Linked DNA regions of Homo sapiens: region 1 is linked to region 2. Evidence: read pairs that join two places in POLR2A ChIA-PET (ENCODE). Cell type or tissue: A673. All regions are shown on one strand. Links, peaks and the distances in the headings refer to the core of each region. The heading gives the core; the rest is flanking DNA.

Region 1 (7,587 bases), core at 1,699-4,198, 84 kb after region 2:
TCGCTGGAGCCCAGGAGGCAGAGGTTGCAGGGAGCTGAGTTCACGCCGTTGTACTCCAGCCTGGGTGACAGAGTAATAACCTGCCTCAAACAAAACAAAACAAAACAAAACAAAACAAAACAAAACAAAAAACAGCATGGCCAACATGGCGAAACCCCGCCTCTACTAAAAATACAAAAATTAGCCAGGCATGGTGACACGCACCTGTAATCCCAGCTACTTGGGAGGCTGAGGCAGGAGGATTGCTTGAACCTGGGTGGCGGAGGTGGCAGTGAGCCGAGATCGCACCACTGCACTCCAGTCTGGGCTTTCAATGAACTTACAGGATATAAAGGAGCAATGTATTGCTGAATGTGAGAAATATAACAATTCAATCATGCACAAAATGAAAAAGCAGCACATTGCAGCCAGTATCTGGCTAGGTTTTAAAGAAGAAAACTTTTTTTTTTTTTAATGAAGACAGGGAAGTACAGAGATTTTCAGGCAGAGGCAATAGTATATGCAAAAGCGCTGATATAGAAAGTAGTGTGGTATGTCGGGGCCATAATGAGAGATCAGCTGGCTGAACAGGGGCCACATCATGAAGAGCTTTGAGTGTCTTGCTAAAGAGCTTGGATTTGATCCTGTAGAGAATGGGGAATCATTGAGGGATTTCAGACAGAGGGAGGTGTGATTCTATTTGTGCCTTGGAAGAATGGATTGACGGTAGACAAGGCTAGAGGTGGAAAGAGCAGCTATAAACATGTCCAAGCAAGAGAAGCAGGACCCAGGCATTATTAGTTAGGATTAGAACAAAGATGGACTAAAATATTTAGGAGGTAAAATGGACAGAAATGGGCATGTTTGGTATTGGACATGAAGAAGAGAAAGGAAGTCAGGGATGACTTATTTGTTCTGGCTCAGGAAACTCAGAAACTTTTGTGGTCATATACTTAGAGGCACTGGAGAGGTAGTTAGGGTTCCTGGTTGAGGTGTTATGATAGACACCTCCAAATACAATTGCTTAAAGAAAGATAAAGTTTATCTTTCAGTTCTTTAAATGTCAGAATAGGTGGCTCAGGCAGCTCAAAACTTTTGGAGACCTAGGCTCCTTCTACCCTTTTTTTCTGTCATTCACAACATGTGGTTTTCATATCAAGATCTGGGATAATTGCTCCAGCCCTGGCCATCATGGACACACTGCACACACACCTTTTCTTTGGGGGAGTGATTCAGAGGCTGAGCTCATCATTTCTGCTTACATTCACTCTGCTCACATTTGTTGATCAATCTTAATCCAAACACCATAGCTAGATGTAAGAGAGGCCAGAAAATGTTTTCACTTGGGCGGCTATGTACCATTGAAAATTCTGGTGTTCCATTATTAAAGGAATCAGGGGAGATTAACGGAATCTAGAGGACAATCACCATGCATGCTGTTTCAAGTGCCTGTTGGATATCCAAGTGGAAATGTCCTGTATGTATCTGAATATGTAGGCTTAGAAACCAGGAAAGAGTCTAAACCAAACAAAAAAATTTCAATTCAGGGCATTAACACTCTTCATTCTTCGGCCCCGCCCCCCCCAGCAGAGATTGCCAATTCTCCCTAAGTATCCATTCTCTCCACCTTCCTATTAGTGATAGGAATTGCAGAAGACCAGGTGACTGCTCAGCTACAGACTCCACCTACTAGCCTCCCTTGCAGATAGGTATTGCCATGTCATGAAGGTCTGAACTTCTTTAACTATATATATATATATATATATATATATATATATATATATATATATATATAAAATTTTTTTTTTTTTGAGACAGGGTCTCGCTCTGTCACCCAGGCTGGAGTGCCGTGGCATGATCATGGCTCACTGCAGACTTGACCTCCTGGGTTCAAACCATCTTCCCATCTCAGCCTCCTGAGTAGCTGGGACAACAGTTGTGTGCCACCATGACTGGCTACTTTTTAATTTTTTGTAGAGATGGGGTTCTTCCTATGTTCCCTAGGCTGGTCTCAAACTTCTGAACTCAAGCAATACTCCCTCCTTGGCCTCCCAAAGGGAGAACTGAACTTTTTTTTTTTTTGAGATGGAGTCTTGCTCTGTCACTCAGGCTGGAGTGCAGTGGCGTGATCTTGGCTCACTGCAACCTCTGCCTCTTGGGTTGAAACGATTCTCCTGCCTCAGCCTCCTGAGTAGCTGAGATTACAGGCACATGTTACCAAGCCTGGCTAATTTTTGTATTTTTAGTAGAGACAGGGCCTTACCATGTTGGCAAGGCTGGTCTCGAAGTTCTGACCTCGGGTGATCTGCCCACCTCGGCCTCCCAAAGTGCTGGGATTAGAGGCGTGAGCAGCCACCGTGCCCAGCCAGAACTGAACTTTTTAATGAAAAAAAATTTTTTTTTAATTTCCTCTCCAAGCATAGTGGCTCATTCCTGTAATCCCAATGCTTTGGGAGGCTGAGGCAGGAGGATCACTTGAAGCCAGCCCAGCCTAGGCCGCATAGTGAGACCATCATCTCTACAAAAAACTAAAAAATTAGCTGGGCTTGTTGGTGTGCACCTGTAGTCCCATTTACTGGGAAGCGTGAGGCAGGAGGTTGAGCTCCGGAGCGTAAGCAGCAGTGAGCTATGATCACACCACTGCACTCCAGTCTGGGCGACAAAGCAAGACCTTGTCTCTATTAAAAAGAAAAATCTGAAACCCTAAATGGAGAAGGAAGAGAGATGTTGAGTCAGCCCACTGGAGCAGTAGTGGAGAACAGAATGCTGGCAACTTGAGACCCTGCACATTTTGGCCTGATGCTTCCAACTTTCATATTTAAATTACTTTTCTTTAACTTTCTTAGTTCTTTTTCCGACCATCAAACTGAAGGTCTTAGAGTCACAGAGTTGCTTTATTTCCATTTAACCAAGAGCAATGTCATTGTAGTACAAAAACAATTCTTTAATGTAACTGTCACTTAAAAAAATACCGGGGAAATAATTGTAGCCTTCATTTCTCTCTGCCTTGTTCTGTACTTAGGTATGTGACACTTTCCACCATAAAATTGCAAGTCCTTAGTCCCATTTCTTATTTATTCATCTCTGTACCCTTATGTCTATCATGTTGTAGGTTCTGCATAAATGGATTTTGAAGTGATTAAAACCACCATTATTCCTGGCTCAATCAGCTGGTTGAAGAAGCAGCTCTCCTATTTCACCTTTCCTCTCTCTTCCAGCCCCATTGCAATCAGAAGATTATTTATGGAAAAAAGCAAAATGGAGATATTTAAAAGACGGAGAGAGACAGCAGAAAGCTGCTTAAGAAATTGCTTTGAGTCCACAGGAGGGAAGCACAAAGGAGATGGGATAATAGTGTTATACACTACATGGTAAGTGTAATAAACTCCAAGCTGGGAGGACAGCAAGGGCACTCTGTGTGGGTTAATTGGTGCCCTGCCTACGCTCGAGAGAGAATAAATTTTCAACCACATCAAAGTCTTCTCCAGAAAAAAAAAAAAGCTCGTTAAAAATCCCATTTCCAGGAACCCTGGCAGCCAGACAATAAGAAGGCTAAACAACAACAACAACAACAACAACAAAAATCACCTCTATTTGGCCTACTACTCCCTCAAACATTAAACTATTTGCCTTGAAAAGAACAAAGAAAGTATGTAAGTAATATGTTTAAATTCAACGTCTTAGAAAGTGGAGTGATTTAGCTAGGGTTGGCTTCGATCAATCTGAGACCTCCCAAAGCCTCAAAATGTATTATTTAGAACTGTGAAAAAATTCACCTTTAGATACTCCTCTGTCCTGTCCTCATGAAATATTTACAGTGTGGTACATAGATGCATACAAAATTGTACAACTCATGATGGGGAAAAAAGGCAGATTGCATTCATTTTCGATGGAAGAATCGGTAGTTCATAGTTTTTCTCCCACAATTTGCCTCATTTATCCCAAGATTGTGTATCACTGTGAGCTCACTGATGGCAGGGAACATACCTTACTCAATTTTTAAGACTTTTACAATTTGGAATAATTTTAGATTTATGGAAAAGTTGCAAAGATATTATAGAAAATTCTCATATATCCTTCACCCAGCATCCCCTAACATTATCATTTTACATAACCAGGGTACATTTGTTAAAACTAAGAAGTTACATTAGTACAATGCTATTAATTAAACTACAGACTTTATCCAGATTTCGCCAGATTTTCCACAAATATCCTTTCACTATTCTAGAATTCAAGCCAGGATACCACATTCCATTTAGATCACTGTTGCGTTTAGATCATTTTTGCATTTAGATCTTATTCACTTTTATATTTCTGGTACCCAGGATGGTGACTAATAGGTACTCAATGTATATTTGCCGAGAGAACAAGCCAGAAAATACAACTAGAATTGAATGCTCAGATACTGAAGAGGGGACTGGGGTGGGGGCCATGGAAGTAGCAGACCTGGATCTAGCACTCAGCAGGGCCTACTTCTGTCTCAAAAGCTTCAAAAGGGTGGAGGGGGCAGGAGACAGTTTCAATGAGCTGAAGAGTGAGTGGGAAGAGGAGACTGAGTGTAGAGAACTTGCAAAGCAGATTGTCAATGAAAGCAAAGGCAGAAAAGATACAGTAATTGAAGGAGAATAAATGTCATAAAAGTAGTTTTAGGAAAGGGAATAGTGAGCTGTTTTGTAGTCTGAGAAAAGGGAAACTTGAAACGGTGGGGGTGTGTTGGGGATTGAAGACCCAGTAAAGAAGAGATGATTGCTGAAATAATGCCCAGGAAAAAGCAGGGGGAATATGATTTGGAGTCTAGGTGGAAATGGGGTCTTGCAGAGACTTATGAAAATTATTGGAATATCTGCTATGTAGTAAGGAAAATTAAATCAACTAAGAATGAAAGAAAAGAATGACATCATTATTGAAAGCCCAGAGATAATCAGGTTATTATATTTTGGGTCTGGCACTAATGACACTTAGTGCCACTCTTAGACTGCCAGACTCCCTGAGGACATGCAGTTTCAGGGAGTCTGGTAGTCTAAGTGTGGCACCAATGCGAGTCTTTTTAAATTCACTTTTTCATTTCTGTTCATATGACTACATCATCGGTCAAATCATTTACTTTGTCCCAGGATTTGGTAACAGGCTTCATTGAATTCATAATGAATAACTTTTGTTTTGTGTTGGGATTCCATAGAGTAACTTGGATATATTAACACTGGAATTTTTCTACGTTGTTTATAGCAAATTATTCTAGTACTATTTATCCTAATAAAAACAGTAACTATAATCAGAATTTTTTGAGCAGCTACTATGTTATAGCAATGTACTAGACATTTTGTGGACTCTACAAGACATCTCCATTTTAACTGTGGGAAGAGTCTTGGAGAGAGTCATTCTTTCAACAAGTATTCATGAAGCATCCTCCATGTGTCAGGTTTCACCTGAGGCAATTGGGATACATCAATGAGAAAGTGAGACAAAGATCTCTGACCTATGATGTCACATTTTAGCAGAAAATCCAAGTGGGTAAATGGTTTACCTAAATTCACAAATGTAATAAGTAGCTGCAATGACCTTTACTAATTTTTGGCTGCCTTGTGTCCATTTCACCTTCTTTTGGAGGGGAATTTTACTTTCCCTATTTGATGCAGTTTTGTAGGAGTGTTAGTCAAGGTATCCTGTTTTCCCTAATTCCTATACACTACGTATATGAATAGTCTTGACTAGGCCAGTTGAATGCTTTTTTTTCTCTGAAATATGACTCCTGTATATAGAGAAAAAAGTACTGAGAATCATTGAAACTTATCCACCCTTCTAGTTTCCTAAGATTTTTTCTAAATGAGATCCCTTGGTGTGTTTATAGGGTTTGTCTTTTCCAAGACTAATTTACTAGACTTCCCTTCAATTCAGAGAGCTCCTCCAAAGCATTCCATCATCATCATCATCATCATCATCATCATCATCATCATCATCATCATTTTTGCTTACACTAGCTTTTGTTAGTTTCTGTTGCTTACTATCAGGAACCTGGATTTGTGATTCCAGAATCAATCCTTTGACTACACTTAGCTTCACTAACATACATTCTGTGATACATTGGAATTCCTGAGAGATTGTCCAAGGATTTTTTTGTTAGCATATATATTCTGACTGGAAAATTTTCTGTCTTTAGACAGAACTGGGCATTGACTTATCTGTGTTTCTTGATTTTGAGCATGACTTAGAAAGGATGTCCCCTGCTTCATTTCTCTTGGGACATGTAACAGACTAGACAGAATACCCAGTCAGCTTTTACTCAGTTGGCCTTCCTACCATTGTGGAATTTGGCATTTACAAGTGGTTGATGCAATGTTATTTCAGCATGGGCCCAGTCAACAGCTCCCACCACCTCTGGAGACTTCCATCGCTAGAATCTTACACTGCAGACCCTGTTCATTGATATTCAGGTGACACAAGCACAAGAGGAATAGCTGACATTGCTGTCACTTGCAGGGTCATCCTATATTTGTAGAAACATGGAATTATTGTTGCTAGCCTTGCTGCCTTGCTGCAGCATTGTACTAACCCCAGGGCACCATTCACATTGTAAGCATCATGAGTGGCACTCCCAGAGTCCGAAAATGATGCCTGGTGTGGAATTGGCTTCCTGTCTATTTCTTCCTGCTTGGCGTGTTCTCCTGGATGCTGGCCCAGACTTCTTTCTTAGGACTCTGCATGGCTGCTTCCTCATGCCATCTCTAGTTAAGGCTCAAAACTTAGCTCTACGCTCAGAATTTATTTTTCTCATCTGTTTTATCTAAGAGCTAATTCCTGGATATGCCATGTGTGTGCAGAAACTCTCACTACTCTTCCCCCTTTGCCTGCCTGACTCCTGATATTGCCTCTCCTTGCTTTCTCTGTTGGGTGCACCAAAGACCTGCTCTACCAGTACAGTTCTCTGTAGGTGTAAGTTCAGGCCCACTTCTAAAATTGGTGGAGCCCAGTGCAAGGCTACAAGTGAGTGCCCACATGCTATGCTGTCTAAATATTCACAAGTGATACTTCAAGCTAATAAAATACCTTCTATCCACCTACCTTGACTAATATATCTTCATAATGACTTGGAAGGTCAGGGGTCTTGGACTTCTGCAAGTTTTGCTTCTGAACATAGCAGCAGGGAGAACCTGTCTTGCAGTTCATATTCTGGCTCTGCCTTCTCTTCTCACTCTAGGTCTGTCTTATACAATGAGAGGTCTCACATGCATGTGTGTGGAAACTCTATCCCATATTTACAATCCCCATTCGCATCCCCACAAATGGCTCTCTATTGGCCATTCCCTGGGCCTAAGGATGTTCTTGTCATTGGTGTGTTCTGTTCTCAAGAGACAGGGCCTAGGGAAGAGGCATTCTCTGGCTCTAGAAGTGAGCTCAGGGACACTTTGGCAGAGAATTTTGGGGTCCAGGTACAAGAAGCCTGGTCTAGAGGGAGAGAAGCAGGTTGAGGGTGAGCATATACCCTTGGCTCCAGAAAGGTCTTGATTTGTGAGAAGGAAGATGGCTAGAGAAGGCCAGGAGTCTTCTTTGCCCAAGCTTAAGTATGCAATGGTAAAAGGTAGAGCCAGTCTCATGCTTCTGTAACGCTGG
Region 2 (7,587 bases), core at 2,204-4,703:
ATGGCTATTGCTTGGGGAAAAATCAACTTCGGATGTTTTTTAGAAAGCTTATGGCGTCTTTTAGGACTTGGTGTTTTTCATATCAGTATTTCCCCCTCCACCAAGTACTCCCTGACTTTCATTTATGGTACCTGGGATATTCTTCCTTGGCAAGAATACAATGCAGGTTGGATGTTTTCAGAAAGTAGGATTATAAAGGCAAGAATTACGCTCTTAGTCTATATCAAATGTTAACACCTTGTCAAATGTTACGCTTTTTAAGCTTTTTGTTTTTTAATATTGGGAATTTCCCTTGGTGCTAAGAATGGTGCTGAGGCACTCGAACCTTTGTGCTTCGTGCTATTGAATTCCTGTACATTAGCTTTCTAAGCACATTTCTAATTTGTACACTTAATGCCTTCATCTTGACCAGCCTAATCATTCACACAGCTAGTAATGCTAAATTATTGTCTCACAATGCCCCTTATCTTTGGTGTGCATGTGTACCTATATTTATTTAAAAGGGTTAATAACAGAGCTTGTAATTGTGGAATGTTCGCTGGTGAACAAATGGCAGAAGGACTCACGCAAGTTTATATCATCGGCCTTTGTTTTCCAGAGCTCCCCCAAACAGATTTTGATTCTTTTCTCCCTAGAAATAGTGTTACCTGTCATACAAGCAACTGATTGGTAGGGTCTACTACTGAATTCCTTATTCCTGGAATTAGTTCACAAGATGTATCGTCTTAAATGTACTGATATGTGAAAAGGAGATACCCAGAGTGTGGCAAGTTGGAAATCAGAATCATCAAAGTAGTATATAATTGTCTTTTTGGTGATAAAGAGCAGCTGTTTCCTTAATGAAGTTTGTGTTGAATTTATAATTCCATGTGCCTCCCTGTAATACAGTCTACCTGCACAGCAAAACTGCCACCGCATTCCCATTGCTTCCCCCTTCCATCTTTTACTGCGTACTTACTAACAAGACAGAAAAGAAAAAAGATGTGCCCTTGTTGGTCTTCGCTCTGGTAGCAACTGCACTGCGCGCACACTGTCTGCCCTTCATGGGGCATTTCTACCTGCTGCTGCCACAATATATTCATGCTGCTTGTTAAGTCCAGGGAGTTACTTTGACATTGGCCTTATTGTAATGTACAAACTATTGTTAAATGGATGTATATGTAACAGAATTTTGTATTTTATATGTGACTTTCACAGAATCGTCTGCAGTATGTCCCAGCTAGCTAAGTGTCTGATAGATATTTGAAAGGAAAATCCCATCCATGCCCAAGAAGATATTAAATGGCAAATAAAAGCTGCATGATCTGTTCTTTTGAAGTAGTGCATTAATTTTTATTAATTCTCCAGGAAAATAGCTCAACTGCCAAGGCATTGACTAGTTATACTTAAAAAACAATTAAAAACCCAACTGCCTGCCATATTCTGAGCTAACTCCGGTAAGTAGAAATTGCTGGCTTAAGTGTTTAGGAGCTGCAAGACAAAGCAGAAACAAAAGGAAGACTCCCTGAACAACTGCTGTCAGATGCTTGGAGGAAAGGTATCATGGAAACATTTGATTTTCTCATAAAAGTAACCCCTAAGGAACATACAAAAACAACAGACAGTTCTTTTGACCAAGATTAAGATACATGGCTATGAATGTAAAATGTCAGAGGTACAGGCACATCCTATACTGTAAACTGCCAAGCAAATGTTTAGACTGTGGAAGATGGCTAAGTATTTGCTTGGCAGTTTACAGTATAGGATATGCCTGTACCTCTGACATTTTACATTCATAGCCATGTATCTTAATATTTAGACTGTGAAAGTGAGTTACCTTGCTTATTCTCTGGAGCAGCCAACAAGCCTATGCCGTTCCCTCCTGGTATGCTTTTCTTTTTCCTTTCAAGCAGGTTCCAAATTAGCTTACTACAGTAACTTTTTTTTTTTTTTTTTTTTTTTAAAATGCGAAGTCTCACTCTGTCATCCAGGCTGGAGTGCAATGGTGCGATCTTAGCTTACTGCAACCTCTGCCTCCCAGGTTCAGGGGATTCTCCTGCCTCAGCCTCCTGAGTAGCTGGGATTACAGGTGCCTGCCAACATACCCAGCTAATTTTTGCATTTTAGTAGAGATGGGGTTTCACCTCATTGGCCAGGCTGGTCTCAAACTCCTGGCCTCAGGTGATCCATGTGCCTCAGCCTCCCACAGTGTTGGGATTACAGGTGGGAGCCAGGGAGCTAGAGTAACTTTTTTTTTAAGTGAACCATAATGCTACAAAAGTTGGAAACAGCCTTTCAAACGATAGTTTCTCAAAGTTTTAAGTGTTTACCTTTAAAAATGATACATTTCTTTTACATTCAAGTAGTATTGAAAAAACCTTTATGAAAAAGATAAAGGACAGTGAGAAAACAGGTAATAGGAACATCTGTGTTTGTTTGGGTATTCTTGAAAAGAGTACTCTTAAGACCAATGTTGGGTATTAGTGGTTAGATGTATAATTCTTTTACGCTACTTTTGATTCCAGAACAGTCTTCAAATACAATATCTTTTCTGAACATCAGTATTTTTGAGTATTTATTTTATTTTAGCACTGTAAAGATGCCCCAGTGTTTCTTGGCCTTCAGGGTTTCCATTATGATTTCTGAGGTTCTCAGAGCAAATTGTTGCTCTCTAGATGTGGTGTGTAGTTTTTTTCTGTCTGCTTTCATGATTTTTCCTATTTTTGGATTTCAGCACTTTGACTATGATGTACCTAGGTGTGCTTTTCTTCATATTTATCCTCAAGTTTTGCTTCGATTTTTGAATTTCTAAATGTGTGAATTTTACTGAATTGTGAATTTTGTTTTGTTTTGGCCATTTACCCACATGTTTTTTTCCCTGTGCCATCCTCTCTCCTCTCTTTCTAGAACTCTAGTTAAACATATGTTAGATCTTTTGATATTGTTCCACAGGTCTTAGTCATTTTTTAAAAATTCGCTTTAAATTTATTGACTCTACCATGTCTATTCTGATATTAAAGCCCATCTAGTGAGTCTTTATTTCAGATATTTTAATTTTCCATTCTAAGGTTTCCATTTGTTCTTTTTAAAATTTTCAATTTCTAATCTTTCTCACATTTTAAAAAACATCATGAAGCATAATTATAGTTGCTTTTGAGTTCTTATTTGATACTTACACATCTGGATCATCTTGGCTTTGGTCTTTTTTGATTGCCTCCCCCAGGCCTCCAACATCATTTCCTGGTTCTTTGTATATCCGGTATTTTGGGACTGTAACCCAACATTCTTAGACATTGTGCATGTTATGTCGTGGAGACTCTGGACTGTTCCTCCAAAGAGCTGCTTTTCAATTTGAGCAGGCAGTGAACATGGTTAAACTCAAACTGCCAACTATCTCCCCTTTGGTAGGTGGCTCAGATCTCAGTTCAGCTCTTTTTTTTTTTTTTTTTTTTTTGGCTGAGCTTTTTGCAGTCTGCCGTGAACGTAAGTGATTCAGAGATTAGTCACAGACTTGGGCAGAGTTACACACAGAAACTTGGGTTCTTCTTCTCTGCTGTTTTATATCCAGGATTTTCCCCTTACTTTGTAGTGGGCTCTGCCTGCCTCAGGCTGGAGAGAGGGTGATTTTCAGTGGGAGCTTCCACCGTTCTGTGCCACGCTGACTGTGCTTTACCCTAAGGACAAAGCCACAAAGCCCCAAAACTCACCCCCTGCCGGCCCCTTCCATGTTTTGGCTCTCCGCCGAAATCTACCCGACTCCGACTCTAGAGCCTTAAGAAAATTGTTTGGGTTTTTTTTGTTTTGTTTTGTTTTGAATGCAGTGTTTATAGTTTCTATATGCAAGGCAGTCTTCTGGGAAGTTACTCCACCATACTGGACATAGAGTTTGAGAATATTTGTTGTTTTTAAAAAGCTATACAAAGCTAAACGTACCCTTACCATTGGATTGTGCTCATTGGTATTTATGCAGGCAAATTGAAAACTTGTGTCGATGCAAAATCTGCACGTGGATATTTATAGCAGCTTTATCCATAATTGCCAAAAATTGGAAGCGACCAAGATGTCCTTCAGTAGGTGAATGGTAAAGTATAAAATAAACTGATATATCCAGAAAATGGAATATTATTCAGTGCTAAAAAGAGCTATCAAGCCATTAAAAACATGGAGAAAACATACGTTTATATTAGTGAAAGAAGTCAATCTGAAAAGGTTACATCCTGTATGGTTCCAACTATATGACATTCTGGAAAAGGCAAAGCTGTGGAGACCGTAAAAAGATCTGTGATTGACAGGAGTTGGGGGAAGGGAAGGGTGAATAAATAGAGCAGAGAGGATTTCTAAGGCAGTGAAAATACTCCGTATAATACTACGGTTGTGAATATATGTCGTCGTACATTTGCCCAAACCTATAGAATGTACACCACCAGGAGTGAGCCCGAAGGCGAACTATGAACTTCAGGTGATAACTGTATGTCAATGTAAGTTCATCAGTTGCAACCAACTTACCACTATGGTACAAGATGTTGACAGTGGGCAAGGTTGTGCATGTGTGAGGGTAGGGGGCATATGAGAACTCTGTACCTTCCTCTCAATCTTGCTTTGAACCTGAAACTTCTCTAAAAAGTAATGCCTGTTTGAATTATGTTTTAGATAAATCTTAAAAAAACAAGGTTTTTTTTTTTTGAGGCAGAGTCTCGCTCTGTTGCCCAGGCTGGAGTGCAGTGGTGCCATCTCAGCTCATTGCAACCTACGCCTCCTGGGTTCAAGCGATTCTTCTGCCTCAGCCTCCCGAGTAGCTGGGATTACAGGTGCCCATCACCACATCCAGCTAATTTTTTGTATTTTTAGTAGAGATGGGGTTTCACCATGTTGGCCAGGCTGATCTCGAACTCCTGACCTCAGGTGATCCACCCGTCTCGGCCTCCCTAAGTGTTGGGATTAAGGCCTGAACCACTTTTTTTTGTTTGTTTGTTTGTTTTGTTTTTGAGACAGGGTCGCACTCTGTTGCCCAGGTTGGAGTAAAGTGGCATGATCATGGCTCACTGCAGTCTCAAACTCCTGGGCTCAATTGATTCTCCTGCTTCAGCCTCCTAAGTAGCTGGGACTACAGGCGCACACCACTGTGCCCAGCTAATTCTTGTATTTTTTGTAGACATGGGGTTTCACCATGTTCATTGCCCAGGCTGGTCTCGAACTCCTGAGCTCAAGTGACACACCTGCCTTGGCCTCCCAAAGTGTTGGATTACAGGCATGAGCCACTGCACCTGGAATACATTTGAGTTTTAAGTGAAGAGGAGAATATGGGTAGGTAATTTTGCCTCTGGTCAAAAAATGAGAGAGTTCAGGTTTTTAAAAGTTAGTTCTTCAAATATGGAGTGTGGAATATGGTATATTTATTTGCACTTGTAACTTCTGCTTTCTCTCATTTGGATTCCTAGGTATTGGATTCTAGCTTATTCTTTGCTGATATGATCTTTCTAATTTGACATTGAATTATTCTGGCCATTTCAGGAATTTTAGAAATAGAGTTTTGAAATGAAGGTTTACATTGTTGAGAACTATTCTCCAGAAATAAAAAATGTAAGGGAAGAAGAAAAGTATGAAAAACACCTTTAGAATATTTCTTTCAAAAAGGGAGGTTTATTTCCATATACTCCCTTTCCTCACACATGCACAACCTCGCCCACTATCAACATCCTGTACCACAGTGGTGTGTTTGTTGCAATTGATGAACTTACATTGACATATAGTTATCACGTGTCTTGGGGCAGGGATTAACAGTCCATGGGCCGTAAAACCAGCCACAACTCCCAAGTTGATCTACAGATTCAATGCAATTCCTATCAAAATGTGAAAGTATTGAAACCGTAGAAAATATACTCTATAATCACAATGAATTGAAAATAGAAATTAATAAGTGAATGAAACTGAGAAATTTATAAACGTGGAAATTAAGTACACACTTCTGAATAACCAGGGGAACAAAGAGGAAATCACCAAAGAAATTAGAAAATACTTTGAGATGAATGAAAATGACACAAAATTCCAAAACTTATGAAGTGCAGCTAAAGCAGTGCTTAGAGGGGAATTTATAACTGAAAAAAAGCCATCTTACTAGAGTATGAGTAATAATAATAATAGTAATAAAAACCAGGTGCAGTGGCTCATGCCTGTAATCCCAGAAGTTTAGGAGGCTGAGGTGGGAAGATTGTTGGAAGCCAGCAGTTCAAGACCAGCCTATGCAGTGTAGCCAGACCATGTCTCTCTGAAAAATTTTAAAAATTAGCCAGGCATGGTAGCATGCACTTGTAGTCCCAGCTACCTGGGAGGCAGAGGTAGGAGGATTGCTTGAGCCCAGGATTTCGAGGCTGCAGTGAGCCATGATTGCACCACTGCACTCCAGTCTCGGTGACAGAGTGAGACCCTGACTCAAAAAACCAAACCAAACAAAAAACCTATCCCAAACCTTTCTCTTAAAGCATTGGAAAAGAAAAAGCAAATTAAACCTGAAGGGAGGAAACAAAGATCAGAGCAGAAATTATGAAATTGAGAATAGGAAAGAAAAAAAAAAAGAAACTGAAAGTTGGTTCTTTGAAAAGATCAACAAAATTGTTGATCAGCAAATCTGTAGGTAGACTGACCAAAAGCAAAACCCCCTGAATTACTAAAACAGGAATGAAAGAGATATTGCTATTTGCTAATCTTAAAAAATAAACCAAAATATAAAGGAATACTATGAGCAACTGTATGGCAACAAATTAGATAACTTAGATGAAATTGACACATTCCCAGGAAGCTACAAATCAAAAAATTAAATCTGACTCAGAAGAAATAGAAAGTATGGATAGACTTGCAGCAAGTAAAGAAATTGAGCTAGTACTCAAAAAGCTACCTGCAACAAAAAGTCCAGGCCCAGATGGTGAATTCTACCAAACATTTTTAAAGAATGCCAGTTCTTTTTAAAATTTTTAATTTTTTAATTTTAAATTATGGGTACATAATAGTTATGCCTGTATCAAAAGAATATCAATTATTTACACACTCTTCAGAAAAATAGAAGAGGGAGTACTTCCTAACTTGTTCTATGAGACCAGTATTACCCTAGTACCAAAATTGGACAAAGACATAGATGAAAAAACTAAACAAGCTACAGAGAAATTTCTCTTACAAGTATAGACACAAAACTTGCAAACAAAATACTAGAAACTGAGTGAAGCAATATAGAAAAATGATTATACATCATGACCAGGAGGGATTTATCTCAGGAATACAAGGTTGGTTTAACATGAAAATCAAATTATATAATGCCTCATACCAATAAAGGAGAAAAACCATATTATAATCTCAATAGATGCAGAAAAAGCATTTGATAAAATCCAATACCCCTTCATTTTACACACACACACACACACACACACAGACACACACACCCCACTCAACAATTTGGAATAAAAGGGAACTTCATTAGCTAATAAGGGGGATCTACAAAAAACACATAGTTTACACTGTAAGACTACATGATAGTACCTAATAGGGTTACATGATACCTAATGAAGAAAGACTAAATGTTTTCCCTCTAAGCTCAGGAATGAGATAAGGGTGTTTACT

What was found. ChIA-PET counts read pairs that join two places held together with the same protein. Peaks named below come from ENCODE experiments on the same cell type or tissue, not always from the same donor. Only the 100,000 strongest peaks of a DNase experiment are listed, where the experiment ranks them.
Region 1: POLR2A ChIA-PET joins it to region 2 with 6 read pairs; 4 of 35 experiments call an interaction of 5 or more read pairs at or near these places.

The regions. Positions count from the first base shown.
Region 1 is chr9:111,268,576-111,276,162 of GRCh38, reverse strand. It overlaps LOC105376219 (a long non-coding RNA gene), which reads left to right. Exons shown (of 2, transcript NR_188622.1): 2 at 3,198-3,620. It overlaps MIR7702 (microRNA 7702), which reads left to right and starts at 4,949; the gene lies at 4,949-5,007. In A673, for the core only: no CTCF peak of the experiment used is centred there; no DNase peak of the experiment used is centred there.
Region 2 is chr9:111,352,730-111,360,316 of GRCh38, reverse strand. No RefSeq gene overlaps it. Among named protein-coding and RNA genes, the nearest start is that of OR2K2, 26 kb to the right of the region's middle. In A673, for the core only: no CTCF peak of the experiment used is centred there; a DNase peak (open chromatin) is centred at 3,546; H3K4me3 peaks cover 716 bases; H3K27ac peaks cover 598 bases.